2 separate regions of the Mus musculus genome follow, and region 1 is linked to region 2. The links are chromatin loops, found by intact Hi-C in ENCODE. Cell type or tissue: left cerebral cortex. All regions are shown on one strand. Links, peaks and the distances in the headings refer to the core of each region. The heading gives the core; the rest is flanking DNA. Region 1 has its middle 16 kb from the start of Rassf6. Region 2 overlaps Gm35936 (a long non-coding RNA gene).

Evidence for each region. Peaks named below come from ENCODE experiments on the same cell type or tissue, not always from the same donor. Only the 100,000 strongest peaks of a DNase experiment are listed, where the experiment ranks them.
Region 1: it touches region 2 in a loop (7-fold over the local background); 14 of 42 quality-filtered maps call a loop at or near these places.

The regions. Positions count from the first base shown.
Region 1 is chr5:90,650,130-90,662,846 of GRCm38, forward strand. No RefSeq gene overlaps it. Among named protein-coding and RNA genes, the nearest start is that of Rassf6, 16 kb to the left of the region's middle. In left cerebral cortex, for the core only: a CTCF peak has its summit at 2,780 (motif pointing left); DNase peaks (open chromatin) are centred at 2,791 and 6,597.
Region 2 is chr5:90,196,273-90,208,989 of GRCm38, forward strand. It overlaps Gm35936 (a long non-coding RNA gene), which reads left to right. Exons shown (of 3, transcript XR_389324.1): 3 at 4,060-4,088. Among named protein-coding and RNA genes, the nearest start is that of Gm35936, 9.3 kb to the left of the region's middle. In left cerebral cortex, for the core only: a CTCF peak has its summit at 7,049 (motif pointing right); a DNase peak (open chromatin) is centred at 7,076.

The sequences.
Region 1 (12,717 bases), core at 2,315-10,314, 450 kb after region 2:
AGATTTTACATTATACTTATTAAGAAGTTTTATTTGGTTTGTGGTTGCTTCTGTTGCTATTTAATATGAGGTGTTTTTTTCCCCTTATTTTTAAAAATTTAATTTGAAAAGTGCTGCTTTTTGCACTGTGGAAATTTGAAGCTTATTTTCAATATAAAACTAAGCTTGAAATCCTACTTTAAAAATGGCTTCTATTGGACATTTTAAACTTACCTTTGCCTTACACAGAAAGTTTTGAATTGGCTTTAGAGTCAGCATATACTCGATATATTGCACGTCATTCCACTGCCATGTTGTTACAATCAGAAATTCTACATTATCGTGTTCCTGACTACTAACATGGGGTGGTGTTTTATAGGTGGAGGTTGGCAGGTTGGAATTTATAGCTTTTACTGTACAGCAAGGGAAGGGGTGATGGAGGAACCCTAGCAGCTTCAAGAAAGGAAACACACACCATATATTCTCAGAATGATTCTCCAACCTTCTGCAAGAGGCGGCTTCTATAACTTGCCCCTCCCTGTTTGGTCCTGTGTGTGAACCCATGACCCTACCCCTGTTATAATGAATAGCCCTTTCCAGTAAAGGCCCCTCATTTAGCAAGTTAAGTAGTTACTATTCTGCCACAGGAGAATTCCAATGTCTAACTTGTAATTCCTTAGAGTTTTTTTTTTTTTTTCTTAGCAGAAAAAGAAGCTTGCTAAGCAATCAAGAAAGTATTTAAATAACTGTTTAATGGTCTCTGGGATTTCCCAAGAGGGACTTCTTGCCAAAGATCCTGCTTGATTTGTGAAAGAGAGGTCTACCTTTATGGGGACTGTACAACCAGTAACCTACAAAGGAACTTAGGATCAGGAATTTCAAGTTCTCCTGGTTCAGCTGGCTTTGGGCACTGCATACGGTTCTCAAACTTAGAGGTTGCCGGTGTGACAAGGATGTCCTAAAATATGGAGAACCGGGCTTCCATCTAGAGTTTCTGAAGCAGAAAGCCCAGAGTGAACTGGAGAGCTCACGTTGCTGACACAGTCACAGGTGTCCCCACTGAATAGGACTAGAATTTGGAATGGGGACTGATTGTTTATGCTCTCTCTTCTTTTCTATATCTTGACACAAAACACTCCTCACCCTCACTGCTGGCCCCTTGTCCAGGTGCTGGTCCTCAAATCCAGGGACCCTACTACTGGCCAAACCTAAAGATTACCAGCTGTTCTCTCAACAAGAGTCCCTCTTTGGGGAAGGTCGGACGATCCTTCCACAGGGTCTCTCTTAAGACGATCAAAACCCACAGATATTTACTGTTAGCATTTTGTCTAAGCTCTGAGCCCCACGGTTGCCTGGCAACAGCCAGGTATGCCAGGCTCACTATAAAAGGGGCTGTTTGCCCCCTCTGCTCTCTCTTGCTCTTGCCTTCTTGCTACTGCTCTGTCCTCTCACCTCTTCCCCCTCTCTCCACGTGCTCATGGCCAGTCTCTACCTCTCTATTTCTCTGCTCTGTCTCTGCCTTTCTCTGTCTCTACTACCCTCTTAGCTCCCCTCCCCATGTCCCAAATAAACTCTATTCTATATTATACAATCATGTGGCTGGTCCCTCAGGGGGAAGGGATGTCTCAGCATGGGCCAGCGGAGGCATCCCCTTTCCTCATACCTAACTACATACCCACAAACATATTCCTTCTCTTCCTCCTCTTAAAAAACACATTTACATTATGACACAATATCAAAATAACATTATGAAGTAACAACAAAAATAATGTTATGGTTAGGGGGAGGTCACCACAGCATGAGGAACTGTGTGAAAGGAGAGGGTCTCACTATCCCAGGCCCTTGCTTCGGCAGCTTCAGTCTTCCACAGTGGTAACACCAATGCAACATTTGCATGGAAGAAGGAATTTTTGTTAATTTAGGAATTCCTATATGACAAAAATGAAGAAGACTGAGCCGGGCATGAGATGAATGTGTATTCCTGGGACTTAGATCTACACCGAGGGCGCTTACAACACATGCAGGGCTGATAGCTGGAGAGGTGGCCAGCCTGGCTGTTAATAGCACTTGCTATTCTCCCAGAGGACCTTGGTCTCATTCCTAAGAGCAGCTTGGTGGCCCACAGCCATCTGTAACCCTAGTTCCAGGGTATCTGTGTTTGATGCATGTGCAGAAAAGCAGGCACACATATACACATAACTAAAAATAAATAAATTAAAAAAAAAAAGAAGGTGCTGTTCCCACCGATGCACCACAGAATTCCGATTTTCAAGTTGCTCATTCAGGAAACCCCTAAGGGCTATGGGTAATCAAAGTTCCTGGTGTTTGACATTAGGGATAGTTGATGAATTTGCTTGTTCAACCAGATAAGAGCATATGTGCAAAAGAATCCTGTCTCATCCTTTCAGATATTCTCCTTGGTGACTACTACGTGCAAGCAAGGTTCTAGGTTCTGAGGAGACAAGATGGACAGGTCACTGTGACCTTATAACTGTGACATGCTGTCACTGAAAACGAGCCTGGGTTCTGCTTGGAGTGGCTTAGGCTTGGTTTTGCTCCAATTTCATCTCTTGTTATTTCAGCATGCTCTGCCATTTCTTTTATTGATGTATTACAGCATGTATTGACTATTTAATTGATACATTTAATTGTAGGCATTATTATTAAATATATAGACATATTAGAATAGCTAATAAAAATATTTTTTCTAATGAAATTCAAGCATTACCACATAAGTTTATACCATATGATGCCTCAGCCTCAGGCAGTCACATTTTAGGGCGTAGACTGTAGCTCCCTCTAGTGGCAACCCAAATTTCTTTTCTCCCTTCTTTTGCAGGCTCCCTGGGCATTTTGACTGCCTGAGAACTGTGCCCTCTTAGACAGGAAAGGAACTCAGTCAAGCTAACAGTTCTATAGCACAGCTGAGGTGCTGGGCTAAGAGACCCACACGAGGCTGTGGTGACACAGTTAATACTGTTCACACGACTGGTGGTGAAGATTTGTGTACTAAAAGCTTTAAGATATTGAGAAAATTGAGGACGATACCAGAAGGTGAAGAGGTCCCTCACGTTTGGAGATCTGTAGTATTAATATTGCAAAAATGATCATCCCATCAAAAGCAATCTACAGACCCATTGTAACACCTATCAAAATTCCAGCCCCATTCTTTACAGAAATTGAGAAAAAATAAAAAGAAAATGCAATTTTTAACGTCATATGGAAACACAGAAATTTCAGGATATCTAAAAAAGAAATGCCACGTAGAAAAAGAACTGGAGCTCTGGCCAGCACAGATTCAAGCAGAGATTCCTGCAGAGCTATAGGGGAAAAAGCAGCATAGGGTTAGCAGAAAAGCAGACACATGTTTCGGTGAAACTGAAATGAAGAAATAATTCCATCTGGGTTTTGACAAAGAAGCCAAAGATACACACTGGATAGAAGACAGGAACTTCAACAAATGGTGCTTTTCAGACTGGATATCCCCATGTAGAAGATGAAGATAGATCCATATCTATCACCCTATACAAAACTCAACTCCAAGTGGATCAAGGACCTCAACTTAAGATCAGATCCCTCAAATCTCTTTTATAAGAAAGTGGGAAACAGGTTGAACTCATTGGCACAGGAAAGGAATTTCTGCACAGGACATGGAGAGCACACTAAGACTAACAGCTAATAAATAGGACCTCACGAGGCTGCAAAGCACAACATCATTTGAGCACAGCGGCAGACTCTAAAATGGGAAAAAACCATTACCAACTACACGTCTGATAGAGGATTAGTACTAGGATATATATATGTATACACCCAACCCCAGCACCACACACACACACACACACACACACATATACATACACACACACACACATATACGTGTATATATATGTATATACGTGTATACACACATATACATATACACACACATATATGTATATATATATGTATATACGTGTATACACACACACACACACACACACACACACACACATATATATATATATATATCCCCATGATCACAAAAACAAACGACCCAGTTAACCATGCAGTATACAACTAAACAGAGATTTCCCAAACGATGAAACATAAATGTTGAAGAAACAAGTGAAGAAATGTCCCACAGCCTGAGGTAGCAGGGAAATACAAACTAAAACTACTCTGAGACTTCATCTTACCTTAGTCACAATGGCCAAGATCAGTAAAACAAATGGCTGCTTATGCTGCTGAGGAGGTAGGGAGAGGGGAACACTATCCATTGCTGGGGCAGGGGCTGGGGGAGGGAGTACAAACCTACAGCCCCCTGTGGGATCAGTGTGGCCGGTCCCCAGAAAGGTCTCAATGCACACTTTTGTCTTGACACGTAAAGGAGGGGCCAGTGATCAGGTTGGTACACGCCCTGTACACGGGAGACTGGGGAAGCTGACGCAGGGGTGTAAGGACCAATGCAGAAGGGAAGTATTATACAAAGAAACCCAGGACACGTCAAGTTCAGTGGAAACAGAAAACTCAGTCCCCTCAGAGGTGGTGCCATCTTGCCGCCATGGCTCCTTCACTGTTCAGGGGCACGGTTGCTATTTTAGGAAATGAGAAGAGTTAAGTGGAGGTCAAAGGTCATAGGTTGGCATTAAGTTTGATTCGAATCTACCAGCCTTCGGGATTTTATGACTGTTCGAAGGAGCCTTCACCATTGCAGCTTCACCCCGAGAATTTAGCCAATGATTCACCATTCCTCTTTCCCTCTGTCAAACTCCCCTCACCCCACTCTCCCCCTTCTAGTCTTCACCGACAGCAGTTCTGAAATGACCATGATAAGTTGTCTCCCAGGTACGAAGACAATGGTGTAATTTATCGAGATACTTAGCTCCTCTTTGGACTTCCCCTTCATTGGTTCCTATTTCTTGTGCTCCTTTGTCCCAGGAAATCTAGAAAGAAGAAGTCATTAGAGGTACAGTCATTCTGATTTCTGCTTCTCTAAAGATAAATGTATTGAGAAGAATCAGGTGGGAGGGGGAGAAAAAGAGAGCAGAGCTTCGGGTGTGTTGAGAGATGAGAGAGGACATCTGTCTACACTGGAACAGGAAGGTCAGTGAATCCCGGAGCCCCTGAACAGCTGCTTCAGCTCCTTCCCTGAGGGCACCCTGGAGGGTTCCCTGACAGCAAGGCAGAGAGGTGTTAGGTATGTAGAGCTTCTAGATACGGGGTGTCCAGGCTTGGCAACACCCCCAAGACTCAGAGACCAAGATGGCTGACTGCCCCATGATAACAAGAAGGAAGAAAAAGAGAAGAGGATGGTAGGAGAGAGCTTGTTTGGGGCAAGAGAAATAACACATCAGGGCTTCTCAAGCTACAGCCATGCAGAAGAGGCTCTTCCAAACTCCTATGAAGTTATAAAGCCTCCCATGGCTCCATCTTCCTCCACACTGTTGACAGTAAAGGGGAAGTGGTAATGATTATACTACCCCATAGTATAAACAAAAGCCATACAGAACAAACCACATACCTAGTTACCCCAATATGACCTTTGTAGGGGGCTCAGAAAGAGTAGCTCTAGGCTAGGCAGTAGTGGCCTTTAATTCCACCACTTCACTCAAGAGGCAGAGGCAGGTGGATCTCCGTGAGTTTGTGTCCAGCCTGGTCTTTGTGGTGAGTTCCAGGACATCCAGGGGTTCACAGAGAAATCCTGTCAAAAAGCAAGCAAGCAAACAAACAAACAAACAAACACAAAGGAGTGAGTGAATGAATGAAATAGGAGCTCTTTGGCCTCAAGGGTCCAAGGAGCTTCCAGTCTAGGAGGATTTCAGATTCCAATCTGCTGAGTTTTCTTCTTGTAAAAAGGGAAATGCAAACTTGTTTACGCACTTTAGCAAAAAACACGCACAGCAGCTTCATTCACAGTAAATGAGCCCAGATGGAAACAATTCAAACACACAGACATCTCTGAAGACCCGAGTAAGCTGTGTGGTCTGGCGGAACACCGAGGAGCTCTATGAGACGATTCATTCACGCGTCAACATGAATGCATTTCAAAAATGTCACTCTGTGCTCAAGGAGCCAGACCGGGGACAACTGATGATTCGAGATTTCAATCACAAAGAATCCTTATATTCATAAAACTGGAGCAACGGGAATTAGAAAAATGCTTCCTAGAGGCTCAGGATGGGGAGGGGGACGGGTCGACTGGAGCACCAGAGAACTCTGGGAATGAATGGCACAAACTGCATTTCTAGTGACTATTTGTCAAATATTGTCAAATGGCACTCACAGTTTTGATGATTTTTGTCATGTGTGAATTACCCTTCAGCTTCTCTGACGTTTATAAAGGGAGTCGGGAATGCTGAGAACACACCAGTGGGGGACCGAGATCCTTGCCAGATGAGCGCATCCCATGGGAAGTCTTAGTACTTTTCCTGGTTTGGTGAACCCACGGACTGACCCTCCTGGAAGTCATTTCTTTGTTTCCAGATTTATAACTGGAATACGTGTACTTGAGGGCTGTCGCAGATGCATTTTCTGGCATGGAGTAACAGCTGTGCTAGTGGAGGCTATCAGTGGATGCATATACACCATCCTCGCCAGCTACCTATCTAGGCTCAATCACTGTACAGAAGCACACAGTATCCTGACGGATAGGCAGTGACAATTAGCACCAGTCTCATAGATCAAGAAAATGGTACTGCTTATATTTCATGGCTTGGCTCCTGAAGCAAGCAAATGAGACTGGCGGATGGTTGCATTTTACAAATGCAACCAGGGGATAATTTTGCCCATTATAATCACTGCGCTTGCTAGAGCGAATAAGCCTGACCTTAATTCACCCATATGGAACTACTGATCTGGTGAGAGCGCTCATTCCCAGTCTCGTCAAAGAAGAATTCCCTCTCAAATGGATTGAGCAATTTATATACAATCATGACTTTTTCAAGAGTCTCCTCTGCCTCCTGGGGTACTATAACCTAAACTGATGTCCATGATTGTCACATTGATCTGCTTTGTCAGTGACTACACTCTAAGTCACTCGAGCAAGAACTATTAGGCACGTTGGGTGTGTCAAGACACGAGTGCTCCACGGGTCGGGATTGAATTGTATGGATTTAGTCCAGCTGTGCCAACACACACATTCCCTACTGAACACCCTGTATCTCTGCTTCCTCTGACGTCAGATGGTCTGGCTCATGACGGTGACTTGTTCTTGCTGGCTGGGCCATGGGGAGATTATTAACTTATTTTATGTATGCAAATACACCTTCATTCTTTTCAGACACACCAGAAGGGGGCATCGGATCCCATTACAGATGATTGTGAGCCACCAGGTGGTTGCTGGGAATTGAACTCAGGACCTCTGGAAGAACAGTCAGTGCTCTTAACTGCTGAACCATCTTTCCAGCTCCTAGAACTAATTTCTAACCATGAAGAGTCCAGAGTTGGTGGGAGAGAAAGCACCAATTTCACATGTGTCCTTCAGGCCAGTTTTAACCAGGCTCATTAATGCATCATCCTTTGTCTGTTGAATTTGTGCACTCATCTGGATGTGGGCACTGCTTCATATGAAGGGCCAGGTTTCAAGGTGTCTATATACCTGATAATGGCTCTGAATTCTCAGTATTACCTCTAAGTGGTAGTGGGGTTTTCTAATATCTATCAGGCTGGTGACTCCTGGATAGGTTTCACGGCCATGTGCAGATTCCCTCATGCCCAGTGTATCTTTGGGCTGGACATAATGTTACTTGGGATTCCATGCCAGAAGACCCAACTCATACGATGCATTTTGGTGCCTCTTGGTGCTCTGTTGCCTGGTTTGGGTGAATAGACAGCTGCAGAAATTATGGCCCAGCCTTTTGGTTCACAATACCAGAAAAGCCTCTTAGAGAATCAGAGGTGCCAGCCACAGAGAAGGGACATCCGCAGATGCCACCGAAGGACAGAGATACTGACTGCCATCCTTTGAGCTTCTGTGGTGGTGGTGGGGTTCTTCTTATTTATTCTTCTGTCCTAAGTTTCCTCTGGGGAGGAAGAGTCCTAGAACCTGGTGAGGGCCACTCTCCCTGAGTGAGGCGGACCTTAGCAGGGATGTGAGCAGAGAGCAGTGCACCCTGGGAGTTGGGCCGCCAGAGTCACATTCAATGCACAGCTGGTACAGCAGTACCAACCTCTGGCACTCGGCTTCCAGACCTGCCAGCTATTGTCTGAGCAGTGATTTAATTGACCTTATGCTTTGTTTTGTTTTGAGATAGGAAGATCTCGTGTAGCTCAGGCTGGCCTCAAGCTCCTCGTGTTGCCTGTATGTCCAAGGACGACTCGGAATTGCAGCTGCTCCACATCTTACATGCCGTGGGAGCGCGGGCGTAGGCGCTTTGCTCAGCCTCTGTGCTCGCTTTTAGAAAGGGCCATGCGGATTGGCTGAGGCATAATCCAGAACGCATGCACCCACGTACCCAAACTCTGTGAACATTTCTGATTCCATATATGAAAAAAAAATTAGGGAATGTATTGTTAGTTTGTTAAGACAGAGTCTCCTTATGTAGCTTCGGCTGGCTCTGAACTTACAGGAATCTTCTTAGCCTCTGCTTTCTGAGTGCTGAGATCACAGGTATCTACCAATATGCCGGAAAGATATTTGTAAGCTTTTTAAAAAGCAGGGAAAAATGGTTATCTTATTTTTAAAACCTCTAAAATTTTATCCAAATTTAAATGAAGAAATTGGGAAACTTTATCAACTTGCATACCGAAAACCTCTGTTGACTTGGTAAAAATCAATTCCTTACTTACTCCTTAATTTCTAAATACCTATTAAGGCTTTGGGGACCTTATCTTTGCCTAGTGAATACATTTGCTTTCTGTGTTTGGACACTTAAAGATGTGATTTTGAGAAAGAGATAGCTGCTGCTCATGTTCTCTTCTGAAACAGACAGTTTCATAAAACACTCGTATCAGACAGAACCAGGATGGATCATGACCAAGGAAGGACCCGCAGCCGAGTCTGAACCCGCGAAGTGTGCGTGCTCAGCTACAGAGATGAACAGCCCACCTCCATCCTGATTAGGCAGTGTGGCTGCTCATCCGTGACTCTGATGACATGTTTCATTAAACTTTCATCTTCCTTGGTTCAGATAAGAATTGAGAGATCTGTGAACACCAGTGCACCGTCCTGACAACATCCAATCCGGAGCAATCCTGCTTTCTTAGCTTCCTCTACCCCCCCCCCCCCCCCCCCCCCGTCCCTCTCCCGTGCTCCTCCTGAGCACTCCAGCTTCAACAACCGGCCCCTCCCCCGGGATGCTCTTAATTGCTCTTTATGCACACTATGTATCCAATCTCAGGTATGATCCTTCAGAGATCCTTGACTGCAAGTCTACTATTGATTTCAACTTGATACAAATAAACTAATTGGAGAACAAAACAATTTTTTCCCTCAAATAAGTACCAAGGGAAATTGTCGTTTAAAATAATCTATTTCTTCCAGGTTAACTTTATTAAGTTAAACAAAATCTGTTCTTAATTTCCAATATACTTCAGACAGTAAACACGGTAGCAAGAGTTTTGGTAAGTACTTGGCAACCTTCCTCTTCCCTAAATATATAGCTAATACATATTCAAATATGTAAATTCGTTCTCATGATAAGTGATATTATAATAGAATTGTTCATGAAGTATATGATAATCCAGTTTCTGTTTGTCTATAATACTTATATTTTCTTTTAAATATTTGTGTGTGTGCTGTGAAGGGGTGTGCTCATGTGCTGTACCTGTAGAGGTCTAAGAACAACTCGGAAGAGCCAGCCAGCTCTCTCCTTTCACCATATGGGTCCCAGAGCTCCAACTCAGGTCATCAGGCTCTGTGGCAGCCACCTTTATCTGCTGAGCTGAGCTGTGCATGCTCCGGCATGTGCTTGCAGGAATGTGAACTCACATGTGGTGTATGTACATGCATGTAAAAGCCAGAGGGTGACGTCAGATGTCTCCATCAGTTGCTCTTCACTTTATATCTTGGGATGGGGTCTCTTCCTAAACCCAGAGCAGACCGATTTTGCTTGTTTGTCTAGCTAGAAGATGGAATGTCTCTGTCTCCTTGGAGTACAGGCATGCCACCACATGAAACCTACACTTGCCTTGGTGCTGAAGACGTGCACCTGCACTCCAGTCCACACATTTGTGGGGCAAAGGGTTTATCCACAGAGCCATCTTTCTGTCCCATGGAAGGACACTTGATACTTGTAGGCTTCCTACTAGTGAGAAGACTTGAGCCCAGCATCTTGGAGTGAGCAGAAGGATTGGTGGACACAAAAGGAAACATGCCTAAAGGGGGTCCTTACGATAGTTATCTCTGGGGGATGTGTCACTCCAACATCTAGGGAGCCAAATTCTGCCATCCTTGGTAAGCAAGGCCAGCATGGAAGACTGAGTCACACTACACAGGATTTCCTGAGTCTTTATATCTTATCTTATATCTTATATCTTACAAATGCAGGCTTTCCCATCTAGCTTAGGCTGGTGTCAAATTCTTATGCTCACAAGTACAGGGATTGCAGGCATGCATGTACCAACTGTGCCCGGCTAATTTCCTGAATTCTTGTGAAGAGTCATGGGAGGAATGGTTTCGCACAAAGTAAGAACAATCGGTTTGCTCATGTTTTATTTCTCAATGCGATTTCCTGTTCTTAGTACCAGCCATGACTGCATTTCCACCAAACATGCAGGAAACAAAGCTGGTTTTTCCTTGAATTTGACATAAACTGGATTTCATGCAGTTATGCAAATGGGTGAGAGGTCCCGGGCTGACTCAGCACCAGCATCTTTCCTCACCTACCCTCTCCCGATGGTGACATCTGGATGCTCTGTGGAAGAGTTATCTGAACACTGTGCTCACCTAGAGACAACTCTGCCTCTTCCTCTGCAGGAAGAGCTCCGCAGTGAGACCTTCACTCACCGTAGCTTGAAAAACAAATTCTTCACCTGAAGTGACTTACAGTACAGTGGAACAGACACAAAGGCTAAGAAAGTTTGGTTTCTTAAAACCCAATGGGAATTCAGCAACAAAGGAGGCTTGGGGGTACCTAAGCCGAAAACCAAAGGAAGACTCAACATCAGACAAGTTTGAGCAAGACCTTCATTCTGGCCTTGTCCTCATCCCTAGCTATGACATCACAGTCGCAAGATGCTTCCCTTGCGGCCATCTGGCTTACATGCTTCCTCATGCACACCCAAGCTAGAAAGTATCCTCCTTTAGAATCTCCAATCATATTCACAAATCTTGACTCAGGTTGAGCAGAGTAAATTGACAAGACTTATTGGGAAAACATGAGAATGTGCCCGCTGACCTCCTGAGACAAGAACAGGTCAGAACTCTCCGACTCCACGGTCACTAATCACAGGTATTTCCTTAAATGAAAAACGGGTGTTGTGACGTGGAGGGGAATGCAGAGAATCTGGTTCCAGTCAGGACTTTGACTTTTGAATGGTCTGTATCCCTGTTAGGTTTAGTAAACAGTGATACCTCATCTTACCTATAGGTGGCAGTGTCGGGCTAGATTTGGCTGAGGCCCCAGAATCCTTAGTTCACAAATTACTAACAGTAAACTTCTGCAGGTAGCTTAAGCAGCCTCAGCTTCCCCATTTGTAAAATGAAATCAGTAAGACGGTCCGTGTAGAGTTACCATGAGGGCCGAATGAACGGGCTTGTTGTTCTTGGAACAAGATGTGTGTGTGTTAATTGGGCACCTGTCAGAGCCTTCAAGGTATCTCTTTTAGTGGCTTGGGCATTTGTGTTCTGCCCACTATGTCTGGAGGCTGATATTCTCATCCCTCATCATCGTTTTTATGAGCCGTAGACAGCCTCTTCTCGTTGACCTGAGGACTAGGTGGCAGTCTTAAACTGCAAAGCACCACACCACAGTACCAGAAGCATACACTGTGGCTCACCTTGTGATACTTGTTCAAAAGGAAGCATCGGTGCTGGCAAAGGGGATGCCGTTCTGAAGTGGGCTAAGTAAGGACAGGAAAGCTGGCTACTGGGCATTCTTCTCGGGGACAATTACCATGCACAGACGAGCTAGGTCAGGGAGATGCTTTAGTTTTGGAGACAACAGACATGCTTCTGTTACATCAAACAACTCAGTAACAGAAGGTTACTGGTTAAAGGATCGTCAACTCCTGCTGAGCAAGCCCACATTGCCAGCACTGAGGATGAGACCGACATCCTGGCAACCCTGTCCTTCCGATGGGCTGCCTTGAGAGTACAGCGTTAACTTTTCTCAGTTCCAGCTTCCAAATAAAGTTCCAAAAAGAATGCCCAGTAACAAGCTGTGGGGCCCTAGGGATAAAACAGCTTAGTAGAACATGTGGGATGCTTAGATATAATGGATATGATTGTCTTGCACAGTGCATGGTAAATATTTAAGGCACAACATAAAAGGGATATAAACGCATACATACATACATTTGGAAGGAAATGTCCACTACACAGTGCAGAGCGCTTCCTTCTCAGCACACTGTCAAATACCCTGTACCTGTTATAAGGAATTGGCTTCAAGTCTAACCAGGACTCCATAGGCTTCTGAGTGCCAGCCAGAAGCACAAAGAAGCTGGAAGTGCCAGCGCACTAAGCCTGCAGCTCTCAGCCTTACCAAAATACTCTAACCATCTGCAAAACCGTCAAGAACCTCGATGCTCCAGCTCCAGCTAAACAGATCTAACGTCTGGCCTTGAACTGCACCCTGGGACTTTTCAAAACTTCAAAAAGTC
Region 2 (12,717 bases), core at 2,376-10,375:
CAAAAAAACAAAAAAACAAACAAAAACAAAAAAACAAAAAAGGGGGGGGTGAGTCTCATCTGGTATTGGGGACTTCCATACGCTATAAAGGGCAAAGGGGAGGAGAGTCACCCAGTCTCTGACAGTCTCTAAGGTCAATTTAGTTAAGGTCTCTTTAGGGTACTATTTATCTTTTCTACCTATTCTAAACTCTGGGGTCTGTAAGCACAATGAAGTTTCCAATCAATCTACAGAATATTATTTAATTCCTGACTTACCTGGGACACACATGTAGGTCCTTTGTCTGACCCTATAAACCTAGGAAAACTGTACCTTAGGAGAATTTCTTTTAGCAGTTTCTGTGTTATCATCTGAGCAGTCTCATACTCAGTTGGGAAAGCGTCAGTCCAACCCGAAAAGGTATCTACAAGCATCAGTAAATATTTATATCTAAATGTTTTCTTGTTCTAACTGTGTGAAGCCTGTCTCTCAGTAGACTCCAGGCCTAGCCTTGTCCCTCACGGGCAGGCATCATGGTTCTTGACAACATTAGCTATCTTCAAGTTGGCATCTCTCTCTTTTTAAGATTTATTTATTATTTATTTATTTTATGTATATGAGTACAGTGTAGCTGTACTGATGGTTGTGAGCCATCATGTGGTTGCTGGGAATTTGAATTCAGGACCTCTGCTTGCTCTGGTGAATCCTGCTCACTCCAGCCTAAAGATGTGTTTATTATTATATCTAAGTACACTGTAGACACACCAGAAGAGGGCATCAGATCTCATTACGGATAGCTCTGAGCCACCATGTGGTTGCTGGGATTTGAACTCAGAACCTTCAGAAGAGCAGTCAGTGCTCTGAGCCATCTTTCTAGCCCGAGTTGGCATCTCTAATCCTGACATTAGGCAGCTGTATCAGATCCTGGATTCTCTGGACACCCATGCGGGGAGAGCAGTAGATCTTCTGAAGTATGTGTACTCCCATGTCTTCTGGCATAATGAGTTTGTTATCTGCTGTTCTCCACCATCTGTAACACACTGGGACATGGGCAAATTCTTAGCTCAGACTGTGTCATCTTTTGAATACTTAGGGTGGTAAGGGAGTATAGGATCCCCCAGATGCAGGGAAGTCGGGGGCAAGAGAGGTCTGACCTACAGGGCAGCATGGCTGGCTGCTTCACCTGCCCTATCGTTGACTTTTGAAACTGGGTCCTTTCTTTTCTGGTGTCTCAAGTAGCGAATGACAGCCAGCTTTGTAGACCCTTGTAGAGCCCTTAGTGGGGAGAAGATTTCCTCTTTATTTTTGATAGTCTTTCCTTCTGCCACCAGAAGGCCTCTCCCCCTATCCATAGGCCCATGGACATGAGTGGTAACAAAGGCACACCAGCTACCTGTGTGTCGTCTTTTTTCAGCTCTAACACCTTGGTCAGAGCTACCGGTAAGAGAGAGCACACAGCATGGGAGAGAGTATTTCCTCACCAGCCAGGGGGCTAATACCCAGAATAGACAGAGGATTTAAATAGCAATAGAACAAATAATCCAATCAATATAGGGACAGATGAAGTGAGCAGGGAGAAATCCAAATGATCAATAACCACAGAGAGAAAAGTACAACGTTGTGTCCATGCAAATTAAGACTACAAGATGTAAGCCGGGCGTGGTGGCACACACCTTTAATCCCAGTACTTGCGAGGCAGAGGCAGGCAGATTTCTGAGTTCAAGGCCAACCTGGTCTACAAAGTGAGTGCCAGGACAGCCAGGGCCACACAGAGAAACCCTGTCTCGAAAAACCAAAAAAAAAAAAAAAAAACCAAACCAAACCAAACCAAACAAAGAAACAAAACAAAACAAAACAAAACTACAAGATGCTTTCTTACCGCAGCCAGAATGGCCATTGTCACTGTCTTAGTCAGGGTTTCTATTCCTGCATGAACATTATGACCAAGAAGCAAGTTGGGGCTTACACTTCCACATTGCTGTTCATCACCAAAGGAAGTCAGGACTGAAACTCAAGCAGGTCAGGAAGCAGGAGCTGATGCAGAGGCCATGGAGGGATATTACTTACTGGCTTGCTTGAGTTCCAGTCCTGACATCCTTCGGTGATCAACAGCAATGTGGAAAGTGTCAGCTGAATAAACCTTTTCCTCCCCAACTGCTTCTTGGTCATGATGTTCGTGCAGGAATGGAAACCCTGACTAAGACAAATTGGTACCAGCATAGTGGGGTATTCCTGTAACAACCTGACCATGTTTTGCAGAGGACTGTGGAAGGACTTTGGAACTTTGGGCTAGAAGATCCATTTTGTGTTAAGAGCTCTTTGGGATGTTGTATAGGAACTTGGAAGATAATGTTGAGAACAGTGCAGAAGATGGAGGCCTGGCTTGTGTAATTTCAGAGGGAAACTTAAAGACTCTTTTCAGGGCCATTGCTATTTTGATTGTGAAGATTCTGTGGTTCTGGTTAGCTGGGGCTGAAGAATGAGCTGTGATTAACAAGATACCAGAACTACTAAAGTGAAAACTTTGCATTACTGGGACTATTGATGCTGGTTAGCTGGAGCTAAGAAATTAGCTGTGATTAAGAAGAGACCAGCATCATTGAGGTGACATCTTCTGGGAAGTGTTTTCTGAAAGCACAAAGAGGCTGTGTTCCAGAGATAGCCAAAGTTGTACCTCATGCTGCAGCAGGACTTGGTAATATGTAAGAGTCACCCAGGTGGTACTGGTTTTGAAGGCATGAAGGGGTCATGCAGAGCAGCTGAGGCTCGGCACTGTGAGAGGCCATGGAAGGCCATTAGTGAAGGTACAGCCTCAGTTGCAATTGACGGCCCAGGACTGAAGGGGTCATGCAGTATTTTGGAGATGCCAGTACCATGAGATGACCACCAAGAACAGCAGCAGCAGTGGACTACAGGCAGCTGGAGCCTAGAAGACAAGCTCTGTGCTACAAAGGACAGGGCTGGAGAAGTGACCCAAGCCCTTGGAGGAGCCCAGAAGATCGTGAGTTGGATCCCAGACATTGGACAGTTGGGGTTTGATTTTTGCTTTTGATTGTGACTGCGACCTGATATTTTTCCCCCTTGAAGGAAGAAAGTATTTTAGTGGAGCCCACAATTAAGAGACTTTGAATTTTAAAGGATATTGGACATTTTAAAGGGATTGAACTTTTAATATGTAAAGACTGTGGGATTTTTAAAGTTATTTAGATCTTGGGGATGAATAAGAAACTAAGGGTTGAGGCTTACTAGTGATGTGTTTGTGTGTCAAGTTGACAAGGGGTCAATTGTACTGGCTGGTTGTATGTGTCAACTTGACACAGGCTGGAGTTATCACAGAGAAAGGAGCTTCAGTTGGGGAAGCGCCTCCATAAGGCATTTTCTCAATTAGTGATCAAGGAGGGGAGGGTTCCTTGTGGGTGGGACCATCTCTGGGCTGGTAATCTTGGATTCTATAAGAGAGCAGGCTGAGCAAGCCAGGGGAAGCAAACCAGTAAAGAACATCCCTCTATGGCCTCTGCATCAGCTCCTGCTTCCTGACCTACTTGAGATCCAATCCTGACTTCCTTTGGTGATGAACAGCAGTGTAGAAGTGTAAGCTGAATAAACCCTTGCTTCTTGGTCATGTTGTTTGTGCAGGAATAGAAACCCTGACAAAGACAGTCACGGAACAGCAAGGAAACGTTAAAGAGGGCAACGGGGCAGGGGTTACTGTGAGAATGGAAATCAGTACAACTATTATGAAAAGTGGTTCAGGATTTCTTCAAAGAGCTAGAAATGGATCTTCCATATGATCTAGGTATACCCTGTAGCCTCCCCTCCCCAGCCTGAAACCTGCTTGCTCAGGTTTCACTGTTTACTTTGGGGTGGAGCTTGCCACTCAATCGTTCTGCCACGCCCACTGCTGGAGCCTGCCACTTTGCTTTTCCGGAGCCATACACGTGGTCACCCTGCTACTGGACTCCAGGATTATTTGGCGTGAATCGGGCCCCTTCCCCTCCTTCATAACTGAGTGTCGGAAATAAAAAATTGAGCTTTGATCAGAATGACTGTCTTAGCTACATCTTTTTCTCGCCCTCCTAGCTCCCTCTTCTCTTCCAGGTTTCCAAGATGCCTTTCCAGACTAGAACCCAGACATTCGAGCAGCTGGCCAGACACAACATACCCCATATGGGCCTGTACCCCAAAGCACCATCGTCAACTTGTCATGGGGATACCTGTATAGTCATGCTCCTCCCAACACTACCCGTAACGGTCAGATTGCAGAAACAGCCCACGTGTCCATCAGTGGGTGACCAGACAGAGGAAACGTGATGTCTATATGTACAATCACAAGGAACACAATGAAGCCACTTGTGAACAAGCAGATGGAACTGGAGCTGGACCAGAGTCAGAAGGACAAACAGCACATTTCCTCTTACATTCAGTAAGCAGGATCTAAGGTAGGAAAGAAAGGTGATGACTAGAGAAAAACGGATTGGAGCTCAGAGAGCAAGAGAGGGGACCAGAGTGTGAATGTGATCAGAACACACCAAGTACATGAAAATGTCACAGTGAAGTTTTGTTTTTGTTTTTGTATTTTTTTGGCTTTTTGAGACAGGGTTTCTCTGTATAGCCCTGGCTGTCCTGGAACTCACTTTGTAGACCAGGCTGGCCTCGAACTCAGAAATCCGCCTGTCTCTGCCTCCCTAGTGGTGGGATTAAAGGCGTGCGTATATCCCTTCAGTCTTTTTGATACAAGGTTTTACTATATAGCATAGGCTGAACTCAAATTCACACTCCTTCTGCACCCCCTCCCGAGCCCTGAGATTACAGGCAGGCATGAACCACCACACCCAGATCAGGATACACTCATTTTTGGTTTGTTGTTTGTTTCCTTGCTGGGTTTTTTAAGCATAGATTCCCGTGCAGCCGGAAGTCGCCTCCGATTCCTTGTGTAGCTGAGAAAGAGCCTGAACTCTCCGTCCTCCTTCCATGCCTGCAAACGTCAGACTTTCCAGTGGGAACCACTGCTTCTTACAATCTTTCCCCCAACTCTTCTGCACTGTTTCCTGAGTTTGGGTTATAGATGGATTAACCGGGTACGGGCACACCACAGTCAGCTGTTCGACAACAGCTTTCACCGCTGCAATGGTCTCCTGCAGCAAAAGGAGTTTCTTTGATGAGGAGTAAGAGCTACACTTATCTGGAAGCGAGTTTTCGGCTTCTAACTCTCCAGCACTGAGACTCAGCTGCTCTCACACTCTTGGCTTAGTAACAGGGGTTTTGTTGTTGTTGTTGTTCCTCTCTCTCTCTCTCTCTCTCTCTCTCTCTCTCTCTCTCTCTCTCTCTCTGAATGACATGTATGTATGGTACCTCCAGGTACCAAGAAAATGTGCCTTTGAGGCTGGGGTTACAAGCAATTGTGAGCCGCCAGACCCGCATGGAGGGAACCAAACCCTGGTCCTCTGGAAGAACAGCAAGTGCTCTTAACCACTGAGCTACCTCTCTAGCCCAGTTGCAAGTTGTTAAAACCCCAAGATCCCCTCAATAGCTTTGCCTTCCTACCAATATCAACTTTATGGAAACCTCAACGGGTGTGGGGTGGGGGAGGAAGAAAAGAGATGAAGAAAACTGAATCGAGCCCCCTTGCTCACACTGGGTCCTTTTACATTGCTCTCCCCACGGGAAGCATAACAATTGGGCTGTTCTCTACCTCTTACCTCTACATCTGACAAAGCCTGAGTGTCTCATAAGGGTTAGTTCAAAATCCAATTGTTTCCTCTGTGCAGACTAGAAAACTGATTAATAAAGTGATTTCTCCCTCTCCCTCCTCCTCCCCCTTCCTCTTCCTCTTCCTCTTCTCTTCCCGCTCTCTCTCCCTCCCTCTCCCCTCCCCTTTCCCCTCTCCCTATCCCTCCCCTCTCCTTCCCCCTCCCCTCTCTCCCTCTCCCTCACCTCCCCTTCCCCCTCTGCCTCTCCCTCCTCCTCCCCTCCCTCCCCTTCCCCAACCCCCCTCCCTCTGTCTCTCATTTATCTATTTTATTATATTCTGCATTTACACATATGCATCCATAACTTGGATGGTTGTGAGCTGCCATACAGGTACTAGAAACCAAACCTGAGTCCTCTGCATGTACTCTTGATCACTGAGCCGCGTGTCTCCAGCCCTGCGAAAGCTTTCAAGGTAACATAGTAAGACAAACAAGGGGATGTGTAAATGGTCCATATACCCACTGCGCTTCCCTGTCCCACAATCCCATGTGTTTACCTGTCCTGGCTTCACAGACACGATGAGAAAAGTGTAAACAGAAAGGACACAGTTTTACTACTGGGTTATCGGCAATGACAGCAACGTCAGGGCTCCAATAACTCCAGCCAGCCTTGATGGAAATAAGACCATGCCCTTTGAACACTGCACACCATACACCGGCCACAAGTTACATCAGATCCTCCTGGCTACGGTCACTGCCAGGTAGGGACAAAGAGTGCATTTCCAGAAAGCTCTTCTTCTGTGTGCCAAGCCTTTGTAATAAAAGATCGGGATGATGTTTTAATCATATACACATCTTGTTCTTGTAGCACCAACTGGAGTAATAGAGTCCTAAAGTTCAAAGCCTTGTGTTTACTCAAGATAATGACTGTGGAAAGAAAGTCAAGAGTGAGTTGAGTATAAGAAGTTGCTGGAAGCTTCCTGGGTACAATTGAGTCCACAACTCACGTCTATGGCGGATAAAAGCCTTGGCCTCCTGGGCCACAAGCAGCTGAGTTTAAAAGGCAGCTCAGCTTGGCATAAGAGAGACTGGCTAGACACAATGCATTCCCACCCTCTGGTCCCTTATTTATTATCACTCTCTAACAGGGGATCTAACATCACTTATTTAAATTCTCAGAGTTCACAGCTATATGATTTAAAAAGCAGCTGGTCAATAATTAAAAATTCCTACGAACAAAAAAATCATAATTTAAAAGTGTATGGTATAATAAGACCCAGAAGAAATATCTGTGTGTATTAAGGAAAAAAGAAAATAACAGGGGGAAAAAAATGTCCTTTGTTAACTGAAAACCGTAAAATGCTTGTTGGCGTGTTTCTACTAGCCACTAGAGGGCAGTGTTGGGCTAACTGTCTAAAACAACCTGCATGGTGGTTGAAGTACCAGAATTACAAGAATTACCTGTAGCTCATCGACTTTTTGTGTGTGCTTCCAGACTCTCTCAGCAGTGAGAGTCATCAAAGCCGAAAGAACAAAAGGCTAAAGACTAAATCTGTTCTGTTTTCACTGTTCACATGAGGTCCTGTTCTCAGTGATACCCTTTTTTAGGTTAATCTTTATTTTACTATTTAAATGATCATATGGGCTAGAGAGATAGCTCAATGGTTAAGAGCACTGACTGCCCTTCCAAAGGTCCTGAGTTCAAATCCCAGCAACCACATGGTGGCTCACAATCATCCGTAATGAGATCTGATGCCCTCTTCTGGTGGGTCTGAAGACAGCTACAGTGTATTCACATCCATAAAATAAACAAATCTTTAAATGACCATATATATTCTTTAAAACCTACAGTTGCTAGAAATAAACTAAGCTGGGTTTGGCGGTACTCATGTTTTCTTTTGTCTTGGTTTTGGTTTTTCAGGGTTTCTCTGTGTAGCCCTGGCTGTCCTCGAACTCAGAAATTCACCTGCCTCTGCCTCCCAAGTGCTGGGATTAAAGGCATAAACCACCACACCTGGCGGTACTCACCTTTGATCCAAGCACTGAGAGACAGGGCAGAAGAATCTCTATGAGTTTTGAGGCCAGTCAAGGCTGTTTCTAATTTAGTTAGTTGATTGACTAACAGTGTGTGTGTGTGGGGGGGGGGGGCACTTGACTCACACCCACAGCCTAAGATCTTGGTTAATGAGAATAATTACAGAGGTTCCAGTTTCATCAAAAACTGTATATTGACAAACTGTGTGCACAAATACTTTTCTGTCAAAGGTAAATAGACTTTATCCATTTTTAAATTCAGAAAGTCATAGAGACTAGTGAATCCTACACATTTTAATATAGGAAAATAAAATATCCCTATTAATAATTGTATAAGACTTAGCTTTTGCTATGGTTACTTACTATTTATTGATTGGTTGTTGTTCTTTTTGAAACAAGATCTCACTATGTAGCCCTGGCTGCCCTGGAACTTGATATACTATGCAGAACAGGCTGACTTTAAACTCACAGAAACCCACTTGCCTCTGCTCTCCTAGCCCTGGGACTAAATGTATAAAATCAACTTTTGTCAATTTTTGTTCTCTCTCTCTCTCTCTCTCTCTCTCTCTCTCTCTCTCTCTCTCTCTCTCTCTCTCTCTCTCTCTCTCTTCCCCCCACCCCCTCTCTGAGGCAGGGTCCCACTATGTAGCCCTGGCTGCTGTTACAGAACTCACTACTCACTATGTAGACTAAGTTGGCCTTGAAAGAACTCCTAGAGAGCCACCTGCCCTGCCCCGCCCCCAAGCACCGCAACTAAAGCATGTGCCACTGTCGGGCCCCCACGCTGCATTTACATTGTTGCTGAGCACCCCAAATGTGGTACAGTCCTCTAATCCCAGTTTGAGATGCTCAAGTGCATTGCTTGAAGCAAGTTCAAGGCCAGTGTGAGCTACACATTAGTGCCAGACCGGCCAGAGCTACATAAAGGGACATGTCTCAAAACAACTCACTCTCTGTACATTGATCTTTTCTCTCTGTGTTGTCATGTATACTTCTATTTCATCACCTTCTCCATCATTTCTACTGACATTTACAAATTCTTACAATGTAGAAATGGAAAGGATCTTATTGCTGAATCTGTATATATCGTTAATGGCCCATAATCCAAAATGTTAAAATCCAGACAAAAATTTCTCAAATCCAGACCCCAGTTTTCAATCCTTTTATTTTGTTGTTTATTTGGCATGGGAAGCTCGTTCCAGACAGGGTTTCTCTGTGTAACAGCCCTGGCTGTCCTGGAACTCTTTGTAGATGAGGCTGACGCAAACTCTCGGAGATTCGTCTTCCTCTGCCTCTCAAATGCTGGGATTTAAAAGCCTGTGCCATCATGACAGGCTAGGGGTTCACTTTTGTTTTTTGTTTTTAAACTTTTAAAACTCAAACTTACTCAAACAGGAAAAACTAGAATTATGATTTCTATTTCTGAGAAATGCCCCAGCTAAGTTTACAGTTTAAAGTTCAGATGTTTTCTCTTGTCAATTAATAGCAGAAAATACAATTAAATTGCACTCTCAAAAATAAAGAACAGCAAAAGGCACATACATGTACACACACACATACACACATACACATGCACGCACACACACACAAGCACACACATACACACACACATACACACACATACACACACACACACACACACCTTTTGCTTTCTTGATATTTTCTTTAATGTTTGTCACAACATTCCATTTCAAAGATATGAGGCAGAATGGTCCAGTTATGTTTGAGATTTCTACCTAGGGTAGTCCCTGGGGCACCGAACAGTATCCAGCCTATCTGGATAAAACCATAACGGACTAGACCAGGGCCAGCAAGATGGCTCAGAGGCTAAAAGCACTTTTGAGGGCAAGCCTGCTCACTTCAGGTTGATCCTTGGAAACCACGTAGAGGTGGAAGGACAGAACTATGCTCCCAACCCCGCCCCCGCCAACACACACACACACACACACACTAATAATAATAATAATAATAATAATAATAATAATAATAATAATAATAAAGTCAAACTTACCTCAAAGAACTAAGTGAAGAGACAGGGCAGCAAATCTGCTCCAGGACAGAGAAATCTGGGGATTAAGAACATGCAAAGGCATATGGTACAGAGACAGGGAGAAAGAAAGAGCTCTGTGAGTTTGAGGCCAGCTTAGTCCATATAGCAAGTTCCAGGCCAGCCATGTCTGCACAGTGAGACCCTGGAAAAAGAGACAAACAGAGAGACAGAGAGAGAGATACAGAGACACAGAAAGAGAGAAAGAAGGGAGGGGCCGGACATGGTGGCGCACGCCTTTAATCCTAGCACTTAGGAGGCAGAGGCAGGTGGATTTCTGAGTTCAAGGCCAGCCTGGTGTACAGAGTGAGTGAGTTCCAGGACTACACAGAGAGACCCTGTCTTGAGAAAGAAAGAAAGAAAGAAAGAAAGAAAGAAAGAAAGAAAGAAAGAAAGGAAGGAAGGAAGGAAGGAAGGAAGGAAGGAAGAAAGGAAGAAAGAAAGAAAGGAAGGAGAGAAGAAAGGAGGGAAGAAAGAATAAGTGAAGGGAGGAAGGAATATGCTGCTGATGTGGGGTGCCTTTAACAGAGAAGCTGAAAGTACTTAGCACTCAGCACTCAGCACGCAGCACCCAGTGGTTGCCACAAGGGTAGGGTATAGAAGGTAAACTCACTGAAAAAGAATAATATATTTGTGATATTGTAGACAGAAAAGAATTTCTCTCAACCCCTGAGGTGGATTAGAGTTTGTTTGTTTGTTTGTTTGTTTGTTTGTTTGTTTGTTTGTTTTTGGATTAGATTTTTGATGCAAGTATTTAGTGTATGTGTGTGTGTGTGTGTGTCTGTCTGTCAGTGTATGTATGTGTTGTATACAAGAGGGAGGCATATGCATGCCACGGTGCTCATGTGGAGGTGGGAGCTTTCCCTGGCCATGTGGGTTCTAGAGAAGGACCGTAAGTGGTCAACCGTGGTGACAAACCTTTACCTGCTGAGCCATCTCACCAGGCCACAGAGTAGATTTTAAACAACATGGAGTAAGCTACAAATTCTACTTTATGGAGATTCTGTTTTTTAATATTCCCATGCTCAGAAGCATCCATTATTCAGACATTCAAAAACAAATAAACAAAAAAAGTATGAGGTTATCATGAGAATAAATGTCTTAAAGTTTTTATTTGTACAAAAGTCAGAACATGCAGGGACACGAAGGCGACAGAAGAAGTACGCTTAGATACACTTCCTGTTACGTTTTTAAGATTATATAGTTTGTGTAGAAGAGAAAACTAAAACCAAATTTAAAAAAATCAAGATTGCCTTCCCAGTTTCTGTCTGAGGCAAAAACAATCGTAATTGCCTTAGCAGGGAGTCAGAATAAAGCTTGCCTTTGAAATCTCTGAATGGGAAAACACCAAAATTAAACATTTTCCCATAGTAACCTGTTTAAAAGAGTATTTTTGGCCCTTTGAAATCCAGCAAAGACACAAACCTCTTTGGGTCCCCGTCCCCCTTTCAATAAAACAAAAGGAGTTGGTTGATTTCTTGGAACACTTTCCTTCTATTTTATTTTTCCACCAATGGTTTGGTTCCCAAACACCCAGAAGTCCTGCTTTTCTAAAACAAGACCAATACCATAGGGATAAGTCGTAAGAGCAAGGCAAGCTTGAAGAACTCACCTCAGCAGCACTGTCAAGAAGGTTCACAGAAGCCGGGCGTGGTGGCGCACGCCTTTAATCCCAGCACTCAGGAGGCAGAGGCAGGCGGATTTCTGAGTTCGAGGCCAACCTGGTCTACAAAGTGAGTTCCAGGACAGCCAGGGCTATACAAAGAAACCCTGTCTCAAAAATACCAAAAAAAAAAAAAAAAGAAAGAAAAGAAAAAGAAAAAAGAAAAAGAAAGAAAGAAAGCCGCATGCAACAGTAGGCTTTCTGAGCCTGGAGTTATAGACCATCGCTAGAACACTCCTCCATTGTTGGTGGGATTGCAGGCTTGTACAACCACTATGGAAATCAGTCTGGCGGTTCCTCAGAAAACTGGATATAGTACTACCGGAGGATCCAGCAATACCTCTCCTGGGCATATATCCAGAAGATGCCCCAACTGGTAAGAAGGACACATGCTCCACTATGTTCATAGCAGCCTTATTTATAATAGCCAGAAGCTGGAAGGAACCCAGATGCCCCTCAACAGAGGAATGGATACAGAAAATGTGGTACATCTACACAATGGAGTACTACTCAGCTATTAAAAAGAATGAATTTATGAAATTCCTAGCCAAATGGATGGACCTGGAGGGCATCATCCTGAGTGAGGTAACACATTCACAAAGGAACTCACACAATATGTACTCACTGATAAGTGGATATTAGCCCAAAACCTAAGATACCCAAGATATAAGATACAATTTCCTAAACACATGAAACTCAAGAAAAATGAAGACTGAAGTGTGAACACTATGCCCCTCCTTAGAAGTGGGAACAAAACACCCTTGGAAGGAGTTACAGAGACAAAGTTTGGAGCTGAGATAAAAGGATGAACCATGTAGACACTACCATATCCGGGGATCCATCCCATAATCAGCTTCCAAATGCTGACACCATTGCATACACTAGCAAGATTATGCTGAAAGGAACCTGATATAGCTGTCTCTTGTCAGAGTATGCCTGGGCCTAGCAAACATAGAAGTGGATGCTCACAGTCGGCTATTGGATGGATCACATGGCCCCCAATGAAGGAGCTAGAGAAAGTACCAAAGAAGCTAAAGGGATCTGCAACCCTATAGGTGGAACAACATTATGAACTAACCAGTACCCCGGAGCTCTTGACTCTAGCTGCATATGCATCAAAAGATGGCCTAGTCGGCCATCACTGGAAAGAGAGGCCCATTGGACACGCAAACTTTATATGCCCCAGTACAGGGGAATGCCAGGGCCATAAAAGGGGAGTGGGTGGGTAGGGGAGAGGGGGTGGGTGGCTATGGGGGACTTTTGGTATAGCATTGCAAATGTAAATGAGCAAAATACCTAATAAA